Linked DNA regions of Homo sapiens: region 2 is linked to region 1. The links are chromatin contacts, found by Hi-C or POLR2A ChIA-PET in ENCODE. All regions are on one chromosome and are shown on one strand. Each heading gives the region's core, a stretch centred on a gene start or an enhancer-like site at or near the end of the contact. The rest is flanking DNA. Distances are from core to core; before and after follow the strand shown.

What was found. A loop is a pair of places that touch in the nucleus more often than their neighbours do. ChIA-PET counts read pairs that join two places held with the same protein, here RNA polymerase II (POLR2A). Pooled maps may share reads with other maps.
Region 2: a map of naive thymus-derived CD4-positive, alpha-beta T cell shows a loop between it and region 1 (4-fold over the local background). The contact joins two enhancer-like sites. A Hi-C loop is called at or near these places in 1 of 168 maps with a recorded cell type or tissue (naive thymus-derived CD4-positive, alpha-beta T cell) and 10 of 50 pooled maps. POLR2A ChIA-PET finds 5 or more read pairs at or near these places in 9 of 52 experiments (B cell, CD4-positive, alpha-beta memory T cell, CD8-positive, alpha-beta T cell and 6 more).

What each region holds. Positions count from the first base shown.
Region 1 is chr2:136,376,486-136,381,694 of GRCh38, forward strand. No RefSeq gene overlaps it. Among named protein-coding and RNA genes, the nearest start is that of CXCR4, 260 kb to the left of the region's middle. Within about 2 kb of position 2,451, at least 4 of the 41 ENCODE cell types and tissues checked have a DNase peak (open chromatin) inside an H3K27ac peak, as active enhancers do.
Region 2 is chr2:135,957,871-135,963,079 of GRCh38, forward strand. DARS1 (aspartyl-tRNA synthetase 1) reads right to left here. Exons shown (of 16, transcript NM_001349.4): 4 at 3,526-3,628. Among named protein-coding and RNA genes, the nearest start is that of DARS1-AS1, 25 kb to the right of the region's middle. RefSeq lists a silencer at 2,855-3,055 and an enhancer at 3,091-3,592. Within about 2 kb of position 3,206, at least 6 of the 41 ENCODE cell types and tissues checked have a DNase peak (open chromatin) inside an H3K27ac peak, as active enhancers do.

The DNA of each region.
Region 1 (5,209 bases), core at 1,201-3,700:
TCATCCTTGTGGGCTTCAGTTTGTCCTTGCTCTTGTCGACAACCAGCTTTGCTTTGTGACTGCCAATCCAGCTGACCTACAGCAACTTCAAGGTCAACACTAGACACAGAGGGACCAGGCTGCACAGAAGGGTCTCTCACCTCCCCCAATATAATAAATCTCTTATTTTATATCACTCACAGTGGTTCCTCTTCCCTGAACCCTGACTAATTCAGGTTTCCTGCTCACCTTTGTGCCACCTGGATCTAGGAGCAGCTCTGCTTCCCTAAAACATTTGTAAAAGCTTCTCATGAAAGCCACATCTCCGAAGTCTGACAACCACCCTTCCACACAGAGACTCAAACCCCAGGTCTGGTTGTGGGGAGGTGCCAATACAAACCTTGCAATTTACTCACTTTTACCAACTCCACCCCAACCAAATGCCTTCCTCCTCTTTCAGTTAATAAAAACAAAAGCTCGCTGCACTTCCATGGGTGTGAACAGATGTTCTGTGTGGGCGTGAGTGCTGGTCCCCACCAGCTGCCTCAGGGCCTTGCTGCCCCAACAGCCCCCAGTGCCCTCCGAGACGTGATTAACTCCTCCCTGAGTCTTTGATTCTTCCGTTCAAAGAGTTCTGGCAACTTGACCCTTTGCTCATATGTCTTTGTTTTCACTCATTTCCTTTCCCGGCTGCTTTGCCAGGACTCTGGGATGGATTACAAGGCCTTGGTGAGGATCTATCTGACTGGAGTAGTGCACAGCGACAGACAGGAATATTGGCCTTTGTCTGCCATGCAATCCTATGTCTGGTAAATGTGATTTACAAGGCCCACAGAAAATGAGAAAATGCTTTTTATTATTGTTTTAGAGATGAGATCTTTGCTCTGCTATCAGGCTGGAGTGCAGTGGCGTGATCATAGCTCGCTACAGCATCAACCTCCTGGGCTCAAGCAATCCTCCTGCCTCAGCCTTCTGAGTAGCTAGGACTACAGGTGTGCACTACTACATCTGGCAAAATTTTTTTTTTAAATGGCAGGGTCTTGCTATGTTGCCTAAGCGGGTGCTGGTCTTGAACTCTTGGCCTCAAGCCATCTTCCTGGCTGAGCCTCCCAAAACATTGGGATTACAGGCATGAGAGCCACTGGGCCCTGCTGAAAGTGAGAAAATTCTAAAGGCTAGAACAGGATGAACTAGTAATAGAGGACTTAAGTTTGAATCTGCCTGTATGAGTCTCTCGGACTGTGGGCACGTCTCTTGCTATCCCTTCTCTGTAAAGAAGAGCCTGGAGAGTTTTAAGATTTCCCTCCTACTGCTCCCATGGGACATTCTGAATATGGTGAGAAAGTGCTCTGAGGTCTGAAAAGCAGTGTTGCCTAGTGCAGCTGTTTCTAAACCTCATTGGAACCCCCTCAGTTGGGTTACTATTCCTACACATATGCTAGAAACCAACACCACTTTCTAGCTCTGCCACCTCCTTTCCAAAATTTTAAAATCAGTAGGTGGAAGGTGATATGGCATCTGTACTTTAAAAACCAAAATAAGACCGTGGGTGATTCTGTTGATCAGCTGAGCGTGGAAACAACTGGTCTAGTGAACAGTAGATGAAGAAAAGGGTCTTACAAAATTTAGGGGTTCTGTCTATAAGGCCAAGAAAAATGGAAGCAATTATTCAGATAATCTCAGCACAAAACCACAGTTTCATTGGAATTGCGGGAATCATGAGTATCAGTTTCTGAGATACTTGGGTGGAAAGTATGTGGGTGGAGCCCAAATCTTATGTATTTAAATTCAGATCAAGCCTGTAGTAAAGATGACAGCGGTGGGAGATTGAGCAGAGAGGGGAGAATGGCATTTTCTGAATTCTCATTGTGCCACCATACATTCTGGATGTGTTGGGAGCCCCTTCATTTCACAGATGCTTATTGCTAGTAAGTACTATTGTAGCTCACAAACCATGAGTCGCCACGTTTGACATGGGAAAATGATGCTTGCTATTTATTTATAATACAACGTGTTTTGACTAACCATCAGAGAATATATTTTGAGGCAACTTTCCACTTTGCTTAGGATATAACATTTTTAATGCATCTTTCAATGGATATCTATTTTTAGGTCACCATTAGTTGCCTTGTAACTGAGATGGCCACATATTCACAGATATTTGGGGAGGCCCACAGATTTATTATTCTGCCTCATTGTCTTGTTGGTACCATATGACCAGTTAGCCTCTTGTTTCCTCATTTGAGTGTGGGAAACGGCTCTGTCTTTAGACACTAAATGGCATGCATGTAATCTTGTTTAGGGTCATTGTTCCCGGGTCTGAGTTTACTAGATGGAGAATTTCTTCAATGCCAGGTTTCCCAGGAGGAAAATGAGCCTATTTTGGTTGCATCAAATGCATCAGTTCACTGCTCTGGGTATCATCTGAAGAGCAAGAGGAGTCTGGGGGCCAGTATTGCATTTCATGTGAATGCTGGCTGAGTACTGCCATCTTGTGGCTGGGCAAACCCTAAAGCCTACCAGGGACCTTGGAGCAACCTTACAAAAAGAAACCAGACATCAAGAACCCATGTTCTCTACCTGCATGGAAGAAAAAAATTGACCATGAATCCCTAACAACAGTGCCATCCCTCCTTTCCTAGCTCTTGAATAAGTAACTGCTCTCTTATTAAGACAGAGTCCTGTCTGTTTCTTTAAAGAGAATACATCCATTCTTCTTCTGGTTTTAGTAATTTTTGGACCAGCCTTTAGATAATCTTTTGAGCCAAGTTTTGAGAAGTTTGGAGAGGGAAGGCCTTAAAAATATGTATAGTATCCAAGGCCAGAAAAAGAGGCAGAAATTGGAGACAGGTGACTCCTGCCTCTGGGGCAGTGGCTTTCTAAGTGAGGTGTGCCAGCAGCATCAGCATCACCTGGAAACTTGTTAAAATGCACATTCTTGGCTCCCAGCTAGACCTGCTGAGTCAGAAACTCTGGAGGTGAAGCCCAGAAATATGTGTTTTAAGATGATTCGGATGCACATTCAAGTTAGAGAACCCCTGTCTTGGGGAATAGAAGCCAACCCCAGGCAAATGTGAAGCGAAGACATCCAAGGTCCATTCTGTGCTCCATTATACTCATTGCTGTTCTGTTCCCTTTTCCTGTGTTAGGAACTCAGTAAGCCATACATATTTATTGTGTGAATACTATTGGTAAGCCACTGTATGGCATGACATGGGGGTTGGTCTGAGTAAGGGACTGGGAATTTGCGTTTCTAACAGTTTCTCAGGTGATGCTGCTGCTGCTGCTCCAGGGACTGTGTTTTGGGAACCCAGTGTTAGAGATAAGAGCAGCAGGCCCAGAAGCCCATGTGGTTTTCAGATGGAGAGTGCAGTTCAGGCTTTTTGGGGAATCCATGTGGCTACGAGCCTGCTTCTCAACACTCCCTGCCTCTCAACCCTGCCTGCCTCCTACCAAGGGCACAGGGAGACATGTTTATTTGAAGTGAACTCTAGTCCATTATAAAGAGATTAAAATAACATGCTGTGATTTTACCACCCAAAGGTTAGGCAATTCAAAAGCCAGAGCAAGCATGTGATGATTAAAAAGCATGGCAGAAAATTGTCAATAGCTTTGGAGATTTCATCCATACATTAAAAGACCTGTTTCGTGTTCTATTGGATCAATATGGCTCCAACGCTAGCACATTCACCTCTTGTTTAATTTGCCATTTAAAAATTTTGGTTAGTCCAATGACTCTAAACAATTCCAATGCAAAGAATAAATAAGCAGAACAGCAAATCAAACTGGATTTGTGGGCACAATTATATAGTAAGAACTCCAGAGCTGGAAGTAGAACTCTAATCACAGATTAGAATACAAATGTTTGCTTGTACATCGTACGCAGGCTCTACTATCTGCTGAATATAAATGGCTCCCTGATCGAACCTCTAGCCTGCATCGGGTGGGAAGGTAAGAGCTGGGTTTTGCTTTGCAAAATCTTAAGTCTCACCAAGAGAATCAGGGAGGCAGCCAATTGTAGTGGCAAATACGCAAAGCTTTGGAGTCAGGAAGTTATTTATTCTCTGGCTCTCGTTTTTATTATGTATTTAGTTTTTTGAGACAGGGTCTCGCTTTGTCACCCAGGCTAGAGTGAGTGGTGCGATCACAGCTCACTGCAGCCTTGACTTTCCGGGCTCCAGTAATCCTCCCACCTCAGCCTCCCAAGTTGCTGGGACAAAGATGCACACCACCACGCCTGGCTAATTTTCATATTTTTTTGGTAAAAATGAGGTTTTGCCATGTTTCCCAGGCTGGTCTCGAACTCCTGGCCTCAAGTGATCCACCTGCCTCGGCCCCCCAAAGTGCTGGGATTACAGGCGTGAGCCACTGTGCCCAGCCTGGATCTCATTTTTTAAAACCTGTAAATCTGGGACAATGCAACCTACTGCATGGAGTGGTTTTAGGGGTCAAGTAAAAATGGCCGGCAAGGCACAGAGTAGATGCTTGATATATAGCAGCTTTTCTTTCTTTCTTTCTTTTTTGAGATGGAGTTTCGTTCTTGTTGCCCAGATTGGAGTGCAATGGCATGATCTTGGCTCACCACAACCTCTGCTTCTCAGGTTCAAGCGATTCTCCTGCCTCAGCCTCCTGAATAGCTGGGATTACAGGCATGCGCCACCATGCCTAGCTAATTTTTGCATTTTTAGTAGAGACAGGGTTTCTCCATGTTGGTCAGGCTGGTCTCAAACTCCCGACATCAAGTAATCCCCTCCCACCTTGGCCTCCCAAAGTGCTGGGATTACAGGTTTGAGCTATCATGTCTGGCCCCCTATAGCAGCTATTCTTAAGTCTCCAGCTTCAGAGGGCTGGGGCCAGGAGAGGTTAAGAGGTGAACATCCATATTTACAGCCTTCATGTTTGGGGCCTTCTTCTCCCTCCTAAGGTTTTTCTGTGTTAAAATGCAAGTACATGTGCCCCTGGTGGAGAAACTCCCCGGGCTATAAAATTTTTACTACAGAATTGACAGAAATGGTCCCTGTAGATTTGGCTGAAATAAGATGTGCTTGAATTGTAAAGGGATGCCCCATATTTGGGGTAGGTGCTGTGCTAGTCACAGTCAATGTGCTTGTCAGGTGCATCCCCCTAGAAAACCAGCTGAGTTTGGTGTGAAGATAATTGGGAGGAGGAGAGTTTGGGTTCAGGGAGGAAAGGCCTGGTGGGGGCCTGCAGTGGATGGGAGAGCAAGAAA
Region 2 (5,209 bases), core at 1,956-4,455, 420 kb before region 1:
GAAATAAATTTTTAAATAAAAACAAAATTCAAATTAATAAGTAATATTAATTTTTAATTTCACTAAAACTAAATTGCTGACATTTGGTTTACTCTATAAAGCTTGTAGCCTTAGAGCCAGTTCCATAATTAATTTGTTTCTGTATTCTGACTTCAATACTAGTAATGGGAAGAATACCTGTTCAGTTACCTAAAACATTAACTTTGAGGTAGAGTCAGGATATTTCAGCTTCACAATTAACCAAAATTCTGCAAAGAGTAATCTAAGAATGACAATTTAAATAAAGTATCAGTCAATCATTTTATAAAACTGTCTTACTTATGTGAAAGTTAATGTGGCATTGTTAGTTAAAATTTGTATCAAATGAATTATCAAGTATCTGAACTTAACTGGAACTAGAAATAGAAACATTTTTCCTTGCATCCAACTGTTATACTACTAGTGATCTGCTGCCTAAACAAGTGACCTCAAAGATAAATGTATGAAAGCTACCTTAATTTTTGCTTTCACAATTTTAGCGCATACCCATTTTATGCGCTAAAACACAGTTAACAATTTTTAGGAAAAGGATTTTAAAAGACAAAGAAAAACCCCATATATCTTTTCCCTAAAAAAGTTCTAAAAAGTTCTTGCCGAAGTCTAAAAGTAGACTTCTCCTACCAAGAAGGATCAGGATTTCTGAACTATCTTAGAAGTATAGGTTACATCACACAGAAAGGACAAACTGACTGACCCATCTGGAACATAAAATCATGTTCCTAAGAAAATTATCTTAACCAACTACAAAACCTAAAAACTCATCATTTTTTGCCAACGAGTCTTAGCCATAAGAATTTTCCTTTTTCGCAAGATAGCAAAAGCCATTAACCCACCTACTGGTAATTATTCAGGCTCGATTCCTTAACATGCTAGTGCCAAAAGTTTAATAATAGTTATCTATGTACCACATGTTGAACCTATTGTATAAAATTGGCTCCATTCACTTACATATAACCAGTGACAAGGTTTATAATTTGGAACAGCTCAACCTTTTCCTACACATTGCTACTTTATATAAAGTCCATTTTTTAAAGGGACTAAAAATAGCTGCATGTCCTTTGCTTAAAAAAAAAAAAATCAAGTCACAATTTAGTTAAGCCTGAACTGCATCTAGATCCTTATGGAGTTCCACTTCAGGAATTAAAAAATCTAGGCTAAATTACCTATATTCTTCCCTTGTCTAAAAGAAAGATCACCCATGGCCGGCTGCGGTGGCTCATGCCTGTAATCCCAGCACTTTGAACAGCTGAGGCGGGCGGATCACCTGAGGTTGGGAGTTCAAGACCAGCCTGACCAACATGGAGAAACCTCGTCTCTACTAAAAATACAAAAGTAGCTGGGCATGGTGGTGGCATATGCCTGTAATCCCAGCTACTGGGGAGGCTGAGGCAGGAGAATTGCTTGAACCGGGTAGGAGGTTGCGATGAGCGGAGACCACGCCATTGCACTCCAGCCTGGGCAACAAGAGTGAAACTCCGTCTCAAAAAAAAAAAAAAAAAAAAAAAAAAAAAAAAAAAAAAAAAGATCGCCCGTATATCATCCCATTTGGATGAAAGCCTTTAATAAAATAATGATAAAAAGATGTTCTTTAATTTTATGAGGGCATTAGTGAACTAAGTTCTGTTTGGGAGACCATTTGAAAGTAGCTCTTTTAGCTATTAAGCTATGGTTGACATCTGATATAGTCAATCGCTGTTATTTAGTCAAGTCCCAGGAGTTTCTGAGAAGATCCAAAATAATAGGAATAACTTATTTGCGGAGTACTTTAACGTGTCTGCTTCTAAACACATCACATGGATTAACCGTCCACTTGTCAGTAGAATGCCTCTCACTGAATATTATGGGTAACTGGGATTTTCAAAAGGCTTTTCCACTGGAAGCTTTAGGAATGTAACGCCGAGGTTATAATGCAGTTTAATGGAAAAATATATTCTCTATGTAACTGTCGGCTTCATGTATTAGTTTTCAAAACCAAATTATTATACAAAAGTTGTTTGTTGATTTGAGGTTGACTTTTTTCCAGTATTTTTCAGTATATTTAATAGAATTTAGCATCTATGTCTGCGGTTTCCAGGACCATCTTTTTTTCTTTTATAGAAGGTTCTCTGTGCAGATAAAATTTCTAGGGACCAAGCTCATTTATGTTTGACTTCATAGGATACACACTAACCTTAAAAGGTTGGAAGACAAATGCACCCCACAAGCACACACTCTAACCAGGAGACGAAACAAGCAAACCTAATTACCAGAAGACACACGTAGAAGAAAAGTGGTCATCTCTGGGCAGCACTGGGAGATAGGGAGAGGTGGGGCTACTGTATTAGTAGTATTAAAATACTACTGATCTCATCAATGAATCGATACAATTCATGGCACTTAAGTTCTTAAATCCGAGTGCAGGTATTACTATGACGTAATTTGATAAATATCTAAACCAAAACCAGCTGCTGAGCATCCTTTATATGTATAACATTGTGCTAGAGGGTCAGGGAGGGCTGAAAGCTAAATTACGATATTGAATTAGATAATTTTTAAGTTTCTTTCCAATTCTAAAATTCATAATTCCATCTGTATTAACTCATTCTTAGAAAGCATGCATCTAAAAAGCAAACATTTAAAAAAATCAATAGAAAAAATATATCATTTACTCTGATTGAATTCTTTCTTTTAAAAAACACTTACACACTATGAAATTACTTTATTACTTAAAACACAAAGACCATCCATTTTCTCATGTTTTCTGAGATCATTATCATGGAAATAAAATTCTGATGAAATTGAAAAAAAACATGAAACAAAATTAGCCACATCACCACTACCAAGTAAAACAGCTCTCATCACCTTAGAGCCACTGCACACACAACCACACTTCTATCTCTATATCTGCCTCCTGCAAGCTGAACAAAACAATGTGCTGCTTCTACGGGAACTCTGAGCCAGACAGCCCAGACTTTTACAGGAGGAAAAAGCAAGTTTTACCTTTTTTCTCCTAAACCCTTTTGGTGTCAAAGCTAAAAGTTGTAAAACATTTGTTTTACTTCCTTCTGGAGGCAATCATTTGCCAAACTACATTCTTTTATTTTATATACTTTTATTTTTTGGTTAGAAAACTTGTTGCTCAACATGCAAATCTCAAACTGGGGGAGGGAGGGAAGGAGGGAGGAAATGAAGCTCAACAAACACAACAAAATAAAGTTGCTCTGCTATGTTGAGGCTGCCAGGCTTTTTGTTACTCTACTTGAAAGTAAATGTGACTTGTCTGTAGAGAGTGCTGCTTCAGCAGTTCCAAATGAATTTCAAGCCTGTGCTCCATATTTTCTCTTTTGTAAGTTTAATGTATTCAGCAACACTGAACTGACAATTTAAATAACTACATTTTTAAACAAACGAAGCATTGATGTTAATGTATGAAAATGGTCCAAACCCCTGGGAGTCTTGGTTCCCACCATTGTTTATTCTGACAACAGGATATAATTGCTTACTTACTTGGCAGCAAATTTAACCATCTGCTTGCTTGCATGGTCTCCCACCGCCACAAGAGCCTGGACATTAAACTGCTGCTGACGTAGGACTAAGAAGCACTGTTTCCCTGAAAAAGACAGAAAGAACACAAATGTATTAAGGACACGCAACTTCAGGTTTTACAAAGAAGGAAAATGCTCTCTACTTTAAAAGTGGGCCAAAATTTACTATACTCATCAGGCACGCATGCATGTGTATACTATCCATTTGGCTTCCACAGACAAAATACTCACACTCAACTGACAACCCTTAAAGAAACTCAAGTTCCTATGATGAGTAACAAGAAATGCTTTCAACTTGTTATAAGAACACAGGCAAATCACCAATTTCAAAAAAACTTCTAAATCAAGAAAATTATTTTGTCATTGCATTGATTTATTAAACAAATTTCAAGTAACTTGAGATCACTTTCAACATTCATTCAATAGTTAGTATATTCCACATGCAAAGGCACTGTACTACTATGGAAGTTTCAATACTGCAACCACAAAAGTGCTAACACAGTGCTTAAAAACAAGGACACAAACACTATGGGGTGGTCCATCTACAGAGTTTCTTCCTACCAAAGTACATTTTAAAGAGCATTTAAATTGACAGGCTAGTGCCTTTCATGTTCTACGTTCTTCATTTTTCCTTTATCACCTTCCTAGTCCTTCATATTTTATGAGTCTCGCATTTTTTTTTACTCCAAATAACTTATATTGTCTATTAAAGATCATTTTCTTCAAGCCCTATAACCAGTTTTATTTTTACATATCCTGGGCCTCTTTATTCCTTCTTCTTTGATAAAGAACTGTTACTCCTTATTCTTAACCTTCTGAAAAACATTATTCATAATATATTTCGTTATTATGTATCCTTGTGACATCCCTTTTTCCTCCAAAGCAGATCCTTCTTAAGTCTCTGATCAAATTCTGGGAAATTACTTCTTCATAAAAAATGGGTTAATCTCTCCAAGACCACTTTACACATCAGATTGTTTTGTAAAACATCACAAGATTTTGTTTTTTAAACTGAGCATTATATTTTACATTTAGAATGGGCCTTAACCAAAAGAAGAAAGAAAAAGGAAAGCAAAAATGCAAGCAGACTTACAGTTACTACTTTCAACATACAGTATTTTGAAATGCAAATCAGATAGCAATCACAAGTTAAAAAAGACAGGTTGCAAACAAAGTGTCAACACAGACATAATCTATTGACTTTAGAGTCATATATGATTGGCAGGTTTTTAACCACTAAAAAACACTCTTAATTTTCCCTTTTGCTTTGGAGGATGATCCAGTCACAAAGTAAAATCCTAAAAAACGAAGTTGTATTAATACAGGAAACAAATTCAAAGGAGTTTTAAAATATTGGAAGGACAAAGGTTATTACCACAGAGAAACTTGCAGATGAATAAAAATAACATTTTCCTAGGAACTACTACTGAAACCACAGCCACGTTACCCCACTTAGAAAAGTATGTTACTGTGAAATGGAAGGTAATGTGCACACGACAGTGCTAGGCTAAGCCATAATGTAGTCAGAGTGTATTAGCTACTCTAATAGTCCAGACAGAAGCAGCACCAACCTAGCTGCCTCACAAAGCTGTCCAGTGATAATTTCAGTGCTACACAAAGACCCTGGAGAAAGAATGGAGAACTCT